Regions from separate parts of the Homo sapiens genome. Here all the other regions are linked to region 1. A link is a contact called in ENCODE Hi-C or POLR2A ChIA-PET data. All regions are on one chromosome and are shown on one strand. The core of a region is the stretch at or near the end of the contact, and the rest is flanking DNA. Distances in the headings are between cores, read along the strand shown.

Region 1 (2,542 bases), core at 28-2,527:
GGTGCCAGCTACCCACATGGTCTGTGGGCCTGGAGGGTCCAGCTACAGCCTAACATGCTGGGAGGAGGGTCTCTAGCCTTTGGAGGGACACTCACCTTGGTTCTGCCACCTGCAAGTTGTGTGACCTAGGGCCATTTATTTCATCTCTGAGCCTCAGTCACTGATTTGTGAAATGGGGCTGACCGGACCTCATCTGGTAGCTGGTGATGGGAATTAGCAACACCCATGGAAGTGTCTGGCTCACTGCTGAGCAGATAGCAGGTGCTCAACATGTGACACCATCATTTGTATTCTCTCTGCAAGGGCACACTGTCTCTCAAAAAAAAAAAAAAAAAAAAAAAAGCCCCAGTTTCTCCCTGGCCAGACCAGCCTGCTCCCCTTCATCCTCACTCACCTGCAGGGCCAGGGAGCCCAGGTGGCGTTAGCATTGCCGCTCTTTTGCACCTCCCCAGGGCAGGTCTTCTGTCCCATGTGCTGAACCCCAGAGGAGTCACCACTGGGAACTGGGGCAGGGCTGCTCTGTGCCACTGCACCAGGCTCAGCTGAGGTTTCCAGAAATCTGTGACTCCCCGTGCAGAGGGGGCCTGCTCTGTATGGACTCCGACCAAGCCTGGCCCACTCTGTCTATTTCTTCCTGACCTCTCCAGCCCCGAGAGCACATAGAAGCTGCCAGATGAGGGCAGTGAGGCCGAGGGCCGGCAGTAGGGCTGCAGATGCCCTGAGCCCTAAGGTCAAGGTGGATGGAACTGCTGTGTAAGTCTGATGCCGAGGAGACCAGGTCGTTGGGCTTTCAGGTGAGTGGACGCTTTCTCCCCACTCACAACCCCCACCATGCAGTCTCTGCTCCTCCATGGTCACTGTGGAATGGCTCCTGATGGCGCTCAACCCCTTGCCCTGTTTTCTCCCCTGCGGTCCACTGAGCCAGCCCTGCGGCCGCCAAGTCTCAGGTTAGAGCTCCCTCTCGCGGCCGATGCTGGGCACTACATTGCCCAAGACCCAGGTGGGCCGAAGTCTTGAGAAAGGGCTCGCAGTCATCGTCGCCAGCAGGCAGACACCAGGCACCTACCTCCCCGACATACCCAGCCTGGTACCTCGAAGACCAGTAGCCTTGAGCTACACTTGGGATTCCCAATACAGTTTCAAAACCGTCTAGCTCATCTTTCAGGAACCTTCCAGGGTTCACATTCTGATTTTTCAGTAAGGTTCTCACCTCTGTGACCAATTACCTTGAGACTGATGTCCTGCACCATCCTGGAGTGTTGGGATCTGCAGGTCGTGAAAAGGGAAACCAAGCAATCACTTTGGAATGACTTCCTGGAACTTCCCTGGCCCCTCCTTCGTGTTCTCTGATGACAGCCAGGAGCTGACTCAGAAACCTCATAAGAAGCTGAAGGCATGACGACTTCCCTGTTAAAAAAAAAATGTCCCACGTGTGGCCGAGTGCCACACCCAGGCAGCTGCCGAAAAAAAGCACCAGACACCATGCAGCTGGGCCCCAGGGCCCGGCCCAACCCGGTTGGCCTTCTCCGGCACCTGCAGGGAACTTGTCCTGTCTTGTCTCTGCTCGCCCCCTGCTGGCTGCCTGGAGCCATTCCGTGCTGGTTTCTTCGCGTCTTCTGTCAGGAGAGAGATGCTGATGCTTACTCAGGGATCCGGCGGGTCAGTATCCTGTGCCCTCTGCACGATTCAGGGTGGGGGTGTGCGCGTGTGTGTGTGCATGTGGACCCACATTGATGAGTCTGGCCCATACACCTCCACCCTTATTGGACCTCTCCTGGGAGCACCCTGGGAACACACATCTCATGCAGAAGTGTGTCTCTTGAGAGCCTAGCTCCTCCTGTCCTCCCCCAGCATCAGATGTACACTGTACGAGACGTGAATTTTGCTTACAGCACAAATCTGTGCTGGCCTAACAGCTCCCTTCTGGCCTCCCCCTTAGCATGGATCAGAAAGATCCAGAAAGTGCACAGGAAAATCATCAACCCATGAGGTGGGGACAGGGGAAGAGGGCATGCCGCATAACACCTACGTGGGTGGAGGGGCTGTGACAGCCACTTGCTTAAGCTGGTGGGACATGAAATAACCTCCTAAGCCACATTTCAGCTGTGACCCTGAGGCCCCGAGGTGGATTAACAGAGCCCTCAGCACCGAGTCTCCAAGCTGAAGGCAGTGGTCACACTCCCTGCTGCCCTCCAGGTTTGGAGGGATGGAGAGGAGAGAGGAGGGGAAGAAGCTACCTTCTTCACTAGCCTTGCTGAGAGACAAGTGGGTACGGCCCACAGGCACCTCCACCAGCCTGCCCTCTACATCCAGATTCGCAAGGTCAGGGCGGCAGCAGCAGCTGGAAACATTGGGGAAAGTCGGGGTGTTGTTTCTATACTTAGGGGAATCTACTGTCACCCCAGGTGGCACGGGACATTCACGGGGCTGCTCTAGCCCAGTGCCCCTCTCCTGCAGACAGAGTCGAGACCTGACAACAGGTCATCATCATTATCAGGATCATGATGACATTATCCCAGTGCATCCTTGAGTGGGAGGGAGG
Region 2 (2,542 bases), core at 31-2,530, 230 kb before region 1:
CACCCTGCCTTGCTCTTTCCCCACCTCCGTCCAAAGGCCCAGGCCCAGGGCCCTGTTACTTGCTGGAGGTCTCCCGATGTTGTCTGCCTCCCTGATATGGTGAGAATCACCCTCCACTGTCAATACTTGTGATTTGCCTTCGACTCACCACGCCAGCGGCTGATCAGGACTCCCCCAACACAGTGTTCCGCCCCCAGACTGGCCTTACCCAGGGCAGCTTCAGCACAGTTTTTCTCCCTAATAAATAAAGTGCGATTGTCTTAGTCTACCCACTCTACTGGGGTGAACAGGCCTCGGGCCCACTAAATGCAGAGATGAAAGGTTATGGACGCAGCAGAGCTGGAGACAGGAGGAAGCTGGCTTCCTGAAGAAGGGGCATGTGAGCTTGTGAGCTCGTCCTTGAAGGGTGGGTCGGATTTCCACAAGCAGGGGTGGGGATTTGGGGGAGCATGTTTGACCTAACCCACATCCCTTGAAAATGCAGGTAGATGGCAGAGGATGATGATGGTGATGAGACCTAACATTGACTAAGGGCCCACTGCGCCCCAGGCGCTGCGCCAAGCACTTTATAGATAGACACCATCTCGTGAAATCCTCATAGTAACTGACATTTACAGATGAGGAAACTAAAGCTCACAAAGTCCAGTCATTTGCCAGGGCCCAGAGATAGCAAGCAGCACAGCCAAGATGTCAACCAGTATCTGTTTTATGCCAAAACCTGTGCTCTTGAAACTGATGCCATGGTTAGCTCAGTTCGGCCCAACCAAGCTTAACTGAGCTACTGCCAGGAGCCAGGCCCTGTGCTCAGAAAAGGGTAACACAGCTGGCCCAGGCAGGAAGCCCAGTGTTGAGGGCAGAAAGAGAGTCAACAGGCAATAACTAGACAGAGGAGAGCGCTTCAGTGGAGGTAGGCACAGGCAGGCACCTCTCCAAGGTGACAGAGTTTAAAGAGAGCAGACAATAGGTGTCAGGGTGCAGATGGAGAGACTGAGGCCCACAGAAGGAAAGGAATTTGTTTAGGCTCACCTAGGGGAATCTAGGTCCGGAGGTGGATCTGGAACTGGAACCTCCAAGAGAATAGGAAAGAGGTGGTAGAGGAGAGGAAAAAGAAGCTTTAAGGAAGGAGAGTGAAGGTGCTGGACATCTGAAGGGGGAAGGCAGCCTGCAGAGGGGAGAGGGAAGCCAGCACTCTCTGCACCAGGCAGCCAAAGTGAACCTAAGCCCTTTGGGCTATAAATGGCTCCTGCTGGCACCAGCCCAAGCTTTAAAATGATTTCCCTGAGAACAAGAGGCTCCACTAGAGGAGCCAAATCCTGCTCTGTTCTCCAAATGTCAAGAGAGCTTTTTCTAACCTGAGTCGTCTGTCCTCAGCAGCCGCCTGCCTGGCCTGGAGGGCCCACGGAGGGAAGAAAGAGGATCGCAGTGGGAGGGGACAGAGTAGGGGTGGCAGGAGGCTTCCAGCCTGGGCCTCACCCCACTCTTTTGCCCACCGCCTTCACCTTCTTCCCTCCTTGCCCACCTTCGTGCCAGCCCCTCTGCCCAGTGTCGCCCTTAGACACTCACCACACCTCTCTTCAACCTGTGTTTACTCACCAGGCTGTGATCTAAGCTGTGGCTCCCGTTCTGCATAATTACACAAAGGGTTAGCTCTTCCAGAACCATCTGCCTGCCTTTAGATAGGGACCAGAGGTTTGCAGAAAAAAAGAACATTCTTATGTGAAATGTCAGGCAGCAGCAAGACAAGCAAGGGCTCTGCTGGGCATTGGGACCTCTCCTATCACCTAAGAAAGCAAAAGTACAGCTTTATTGCCTGCCTTTGGCCAAGACAGCCCTACATGCACCCTCTCTCTACTCTCCTGCACCCCTGTCTTATCATCGGGGCTGGCAGATGAAGTCAGCCCCCTCAGAGGGGTGTACTGTGCTAGGGTAGGTAGCTCTAGCTTGCTGCTTCTTACCCTCGGGGCTGGAAGCCCAGAGTCTGGGGGCAAAGGGGAGGAGGGTCAGGGTTGTCCAGGCTTCCCTGGGCCACATTAGAAGAAGAAGAATGGTCTTGGGCCACCCATAAAATACACTAACGATTGCTGATGAGCTAAAAAATAAAAATCCAAACAAAATCTCATAGTATTTTAAGAAAGTCTGTGGATTTGTGTTGGGCCACATTCAAAGCCATCCTGGGCGGTGTGCAGGCTGCAGGTTGGACAAGCTTGATCTAGGTGTTGCCAGTCCTGCGAGACGGTGTTGTCTTCTGCATGTGGCCTCCCGGGCTCCCCAGCTTGCTCTGGTTTATTCTTCAGTCGTCTGCCTCATGCCCTTCACAAGACTTGGCTTCGTAGGCACAGACGCTCTCCAGATCTGCCTTTTCCAGGCCTGGATGTTGGGGGCAAGCCACTGATGCCTGTCACAGAGGGTCGGCTGTCCCCCATTTGGAACCCCCTGTTTTATAGAATCTCTGACTCTAACTCTGGGATCTTGGCAGAGCCCATCCCTACATAGGGTTTTCTTACCTTAGAGTCAAGCCTTCTCAAGGCTGTGTTTCCTGGAA
Region 3 (2,542 bases), core at 31-2,530, 190 kb before region 1:
GGGACGGGTGGCTGCAGACCCATTTCTCACTGCAGCCGGCGGCGCGCAGCCCCCACAGTCCGCGCAGGCTCGGCTGCTGCAGGGGCGGACGCTGTCCCTGGTGCTGAAGGTGGCCGCGGCCCGTGTGCCCTGCCGGGTTTAGCTACCCAGAGGCGGCTCTGATATCTGAGGATTGCAGACTTCTCTCTGGCCCAGATCTGGGCCGGAGGGTCTGTAGGAGGTGCCCGAGTCCTCCTGCCGGCTCGGCCCCCGCGGCCGGGGGCTCTCCGCGCGGCTGCGGGGACGGAGAGCTCGGGAACCGACTCGAGCTTGAAGGGTAAAGCTGAGGCAGCGGCAGGAGACGGTCAAGGCACTGCAGGGGGCAGACCTGGCCCCAGGATTACCCACCCCAGCTCTGCACAAAGCCGGGACCCGGGAGCCCTCACGGAGCCCAGAGGAGAGGGCAGGGGAGCGCGGCTGCCCGGGGTTTGGGACTTGGGGGCGGGAGAAGGGAGCAGCGGGTGGCAGGAGAGGGTGATGGGGTGAGAGTGACTGTTTTGCATTTTCAAGAGGGAGGGGACCTGAGACATGAACTTCCCCCCCACCCCCCACCAACACACACACACACACACACACACACACACACACACACACACACACACACACACACAGGAGGAGGCCGGCAGAAGCGAGCGGGATGAAACTGGGGAAAGTTTGGCACTCGGCGCTGAGCGGCGGCGGCGGCGCGGTGGTCCGGGTGGGCGGCGGGGTCTCCGAGAGCCCCTGCTCGCTCGCCTCCTTACCTCGGTGCTCTCGGCCGCGTTCTCCGCCATTTTCCTCCTCAGGAGCAGGCAGCGGGAGGAGTGTTTCATGCCCATAAGAGCCGGCAAGGGTTTGGTGATACCGAGATAGTAGAGGAGGAGAGAGAGCTGGTGTCGCTTTAAAAGAGAGAGCGAGAGGATGGGAGAAAAAAAAAAATCCAACCCAGCCCCTCAGCTGGAGCGTCGGCCGGCACAGTCAGCCACAGCGGAGTCTGTTCTGCAGTCTCCACTTTCTTTTATTTTCCTCCCTTCTCATCTGCTCCGGATTCCTTCACACGGTTTCAAGTTCTTCTCGTGCCCCCGACCCCCTCCCCGCCCCTCTCCACCCGCGCTGCGGGCTAAGCTCGAGGGAAGCAGCCCCGAAGCCTCCGCGGCGGCGGCGGCGGCGGTCGCGGATCCTCTCCAGGCTGCTCGCAAAGTCCGGCCGGCCGGAGGCAGCCGCCAACTCCTCTCAACTTCTGCCGATCCGCTGGGCGAAGCAACACGCTTCCTGCGCGTCTCTCCTAGGGGCTGAGCCGGGTGAGTGGGGGCGGGGTAGGAGGTTCGCTGGAGCCGGCGGCGGCTGGGCGCAGACCGAGGGCCCCCAGCGCCCCCGGGCCCGCCCCCTCCCCTAGTCTCCGAGGGTCTCGGCCGCCTCCACTCCCTGGCGCTGCACACAACTTACGTGGAGGCCAGGCCCGCGCGGGGGGCCCAGAGAAAGCCGGCGCCGGGCGAGGCTCTTGCAGGTTCTCAGACCCGGTGCGCGTGCTCCCACCTAGGGCGAGGTCCGGGCGAGACCGGGCCACAGTTAACTCGCACCCTCCCCACCCCGGCCCACCCCAGCTCTCCCGCTCCTCTGCCAGTTCCTGGATCCTTCCTCGGCGAATTACGATTTGGGGAACGAAGGGGTGGGTGTCTGGATGGGGGAGGGTCCTTAACTCCTTCAACTCTAGGGGTAAGTGTGGTGTCATTCTTTATCCTTTTCTCTCTCTCTCTCTCTCTCTCTCTCTCTCTCTCTCTCTCTCTCTTTGTACCCAAAGCCCTTGGGACTCCAAGCCCCTTTCAGGCTGAGAGGGAGGGGCAAAGGTGGCGGCCAGAGTGGCTTGGGAAAGAGGGTGGGAGAAAGTCAAATGCGAGACTGCAGTGCCCCCCCCCCCACTCCAGTCTTCCCTGGCAGCCCCCTGCCCACGCATTTCTCTTCTCCCTCCTCACCCTTCCCCCACCATCGCCAGATTTTGAAGTCCCTTTTATGGGAGAGAGGGAGGATGTCACGTACCCGTCAGGATTCTCTTGATCCTTTTTTAAGGGAGTTTGGGCGGCAGCAGGGGGTGTGAATTTTTATACAATGCATTCCTGTCTTCACTTTGAGAGCTTCTTTTTCTCTGTTTTACTGGCCATCTGTCGGGCAGTGGGAGATAGAACAAAAGCGGGGGACCCCATTCTGCCTCTCCCTTTGCAACAGGACACTCAGGCTGACTCCTTAAAACAGCTGTACTTTTAAGCTTTCAACCTACGAGTCAAGGACTGAGACCTATAAGATGCTCCCTGAGCACCCGGCTGTCTTCACTTCATCTCTGTACTTGTTTGGGGAGGTCCCTCCCAAATGCCCTATTTGCTTTTTATCATCACCTTCGATAACTGGGAAGTGTGAGCCTGACTGTCCTCAACTAACCCCAGAGTCCATTGAAGAAAAGGTCTAGAATCATTCTCAGTAGGAAACATGCCTCCATCATCTGGTCCTCGGGCAAAGAGAGGATACATTG
Region 4 (2,542 bases), core at 17-2,516, 150 kb before region 1:
GTTCGGAGGTGAAGGTCCTTGGCCAGGTCTCCCAGGACCGAGCCCAGAGAGCAGGCTAGCGTGGTGCCTCCTCCATGCACACACCTACTCCCATGCATGTGTGAAGAGCTTGCATCACAGGGCAGTGAGTGGCATTTCTTTGTTCAGGGTGGCAAGGGGAAAGGGCGTGAGTCAATTCCCCTTAGGGAGAAGGAGGGCAGAGCACAAGTGAGGGCAGCATCGACGCCTGAAGCAGCTCACCCCTCCCTCCATCCTGTCTGTGGGTTCTCTTCCCCTCTTGCCTTCCACACCCCAAGCCCAGGCTAGAAGGCACCTCCCCTCACCCTCATCCTCCACTTCCAATCTGCAGCCACAAAGGGTGCGAAAATTAATCTGGTGCTTTCGTGAGGGACTGGTGTTATAGGACCAACAGGTTCGTATGCCCACTGCACAGGAGCAGACCAGTTACACAGTAACAGACCAGTTATGCCCACCGCACAGTAACAGACCAGTTACCAGTTAGGGCTGCAGCAGAGAAAGAGTTTAATGGTCACAGGGCACTGAGCTAAGAGATAGGAGGAGCCCCCAAACTCCATCTCCCCCAGGATTTCTGGGCTGGAGTCTTTAAGGGGACTGTGGAGGACAAGGGACTGGAGAATTGGAGCTGTTGATTGGTTGGGGTAAGGCGGATGAATTCACCAGAATGTAGAAACTGCATTCTTTGGTGCGTCAGCTCCTATGGGGTCCTTTAGACCAGCTGACGTGGTAATTTCACAGGTATGTAGGACCTGAAGGACTATCTCAAAGGGAAGACTTAACATTTCGTACTGCTCCAGTTGTTATCTGTAGGACCCTTAGGGTGACTATAACCTTGTAGCGGGGTCTGTGGGATTCTAGGTCAATAGGCAGCAAACAACACGAGGAAGCAGGTGGGAGCGCAGGCCGACCCGCGGTGAACACGAAGTGCGCTGCAAGCTGGGTTTGGTTTCACTCCTCCCCTTCCTTTTGTCCTGATTCATTTTATGAAGTTTATAGGGGTGGTTTCACTGGGAGTGCTGTGCTCCCTTTGAACTTGGTCTCCCGCTTGAGAAATGCCACATGCCGCTCTTGCCCGCCCCGTCTTCCCTGGCCCCTGCTCCTCCTCTCTCCTCCAGGGCTGGGCATGACGGGCTTCTTTTGTGGTTTAGTTTCCCTTCCTTCCTAGACACCCCCCTCCCCTAGAGTGCTTTTACATCACGTGGCCTCTGATTAACGTCAGTGATTCAAACCTTAAATATTCTCCCTCTGGAGTGAGTGATTCTTAGGGGAGCCCAGGTGGCTGCCTGCCCTCTTGCTCCCTGTGGCACCAACACCCTGGCCGGGGATGTCTGAGCCAACAGCAGCCGCCTTGAGGAACCAGGTCCTGGGAATCCATCCGCAGGCTCCCCGTCAGGGAGTCAGAAGAAGCGGCTTCAGGAGAAGGCAAAACAGAAGCCAAAAGACACAGGGCGCGGGGTGGGCGGGGGCGGCATTAAGCTGCAGGAGAGTGAAGAGACAGCAGGGGCTAGGAGCAGAGACAGAGCCAAGTCAGATGGGCCTCCGTGTTTGGCCCCAGGCCCCTTTGAGCCCCGTGGTGCTCCAGTTCTCTAGAGGCTGGGCTAGGCTGACGCCCGCATTGCTGTGCCTGGCCTTCCTGCAAACCCTCCGCCCTGAGGTGACCCGAGCACGTCGCTGCTTCTCGAAACCTGAAAAAGCCCATGGTAAATGTGCCATGAGGAGCACACGAGGCACCCCGTGTTGAACGCTGAGGACAAGGCTGCACCCGAGGCTGCAGTCATTTTCAATCGCCGGAGCAGGGCCGGCGTCGGAAGCCCAGACCTAGCATAGCAGGAGCTGAGAAATAGACACAGCGGGCAGGAGGACAAGGGGGTCCACAGTCGGGCCACGTCAGGACACAGACCACAGGGTGCCGCAGGAGATGTGTGGGCAGAACAGACGAGGAGACAGCCAGCATGGCTGCGCCCCAGCATTTGCCCTGGCTGTGAAGGGCAAGCTCCTCTCCTAAGGGTGTCCCCTGACCGCGCTCACCAGTTCCTGACCCAGACACCTCATTCTCAGCCCTACTTCAAGGTCACGATGGCATGCGGAATGCAGCGTCTGGCTTCCCCAGGAGAAAGCAGGGCCTCTGAGGTCAGAAATCATGTCCTACGGCACCGCACAGTCCCAGCAGCAGTAGCCTCCAGGGGACTCACTCAGACTTGGCAGGGCTGGCCTGGGAATCTGCATTCCCCATGCGCTCCCTCACCTGCTGACGGCGACACCCAGCCACCAGTGCAAACTCTACCCCTTGGGGATCTGCTGCCAGACTCAACACTGGGGCCCGAGGCCCAGGAGTCCTAAGGGTGCTGTTTGGTCATATTAGGCCTGTGTAAAGGGAGCCAGGACTAGAGTGAGCGAGGGGCGTGGGGAGGGAAGGAACCGTGGCTTCCCTGCACCCTTTCAGCAGCTTCCATGGTTCTTGCTGGCCTTTTCCATCACAGGCCACTCTTCAGGACGGTCTCCCGGACTGACCCCTCTCCTCTCC

Evidence for each region. Hi-C counts contacts between places; a loop is a spot of excess contacts on that map. ChIA-PET counts read pairs that join two places held with the same protein, here RNA polymerase II (POLR2A). Pooled maps may share reads with other maps.
Region 2: a loop to region 1 is called in a map of psoas muscle, with 3 times the contacts of the local background. The contact joins the enhancer-like site here to the promoter of LINC02827 in region 1. A Hi-C loop is called at or near these places in 11 of 168 maps with a recorded cell type or tissue (A673, HCT116, MCF 10A and 8 more), 11 of 37 single-sample maps with no recorded cell type and 19 of 50 pooled maps. POLR2A ChIA-PET finds 5 or more read pairs at or near these places in 1 of 52 experiments (MCF 10A).
Region 3: a map of mammary epithelial cell shows a loop between it and region 1 (6-fold over the local background). The contact joins the promoter of PRMT8 here to the promoter of LINC02827 in region 1. A Hi-C loop is called at or near these places in 7 of 168 maps with a recorded cell type or tissue (IMR-90, dorsolateral prefrontal cortex, head of caudate nucleus and 2 more) and 11 of 50 pooled maps. POLR2A ChIA-PET finds 5 or more read pairs at or near these places in 1 of 52 experiments (MCF 10A).
Region 4: a map of PC-3 shows a loop between it and region 1 (6-fold over the local background). The contact joins the enhancer-like site here to the promoter of LINC02827 in region 1. A Hi-C loop is called at or near these places in 19 of 168 maps with a recorded cell type or tissue (Caco-2, Calu3, HCT116 and 11 more), 1 of 37 single-sample maps with no recorded cell type and 18 of 50 pooled maps. POLR2A ChIA-PET finds 5 or more read pairs at or near these places in 4 of 52 experiments (H1, MCF 10A, WTC11 and 1 more).

The regions. Positions count from the first base shown.
Region 1 is chr12:3,299,098-3,301,639 of GRCh38, reverse strand. LINC02827 (long intergenic non-protein coding RNA 2827) reads right to left here and starts at 1,277. Exons shown (of 5, transcript NR_187483.1): 1 at 1,227-1,277. LOC100128253 (a long non-coding RNA gene) reads left to right here. Exons shown (of 12, transcript NR_148995.1): 8 at 648-794; 9 at 926-1,058; 10 at 1,199-1,659; 11 at 2,104-2,322. RefSeq lists a silencer at 583-877 and an enhancer at 1,478-1,697.
Region 2 is chr12:3,533,014-3,535,555 of GRCh38, reverse strand. The region is part of intron 1 of PRMT8 (protein arginine methyltransferase 8); the gene reads right to left. Among named protein-coding and RNA genes, the nearest start is that of THCAT155, 41 kb to the right of the region's middle. Within about 2 kb of position 1,280, at least 6 of the 41 ENCODE cell types and tissues checked have a DNase peak (open chromatin) inside an H3K27ac peak, as active enhancers do; they include gastrocnemius medialis and psoas muscle, where a contact is called at or near this core.
Region 3 is chr12:3,489,941-3,492,482 of GRCh38, reverse strand. PRMT8 (protein arginine methyltransferase 8) reads right to left here and starts at 1,280. Exons shown (of 10, transcript NM_019854.5): 1 at 783-1,280. The coding sequence starts at 857. All of the region lies in intron 1 of THCAT155 (thyroid cancer-associated transcript 155), which reads left to right.
Region 4 is chr12:3,453,120-3,455,661 of GRCh38, reverse strand. The region is part of intron 1 of LOC124902862 (a long non-coding RNA gene); the gene reads left to right. It also overlaps a transcript of PRMT8 not described here. Among named protein-coding and RNA genes, the nearest start is that of PRMT8, 37 kb to the left of the region's middle. Within about 2 kb of position 1,266, at least 2 of the 41 ENCODE cell types and tissues checked have a DNase peak (open chromatin) inside an H3K27ac peak, as active enhancers do; they include PC-3 and mammary epithelial cell, where a contact is called at or near this core.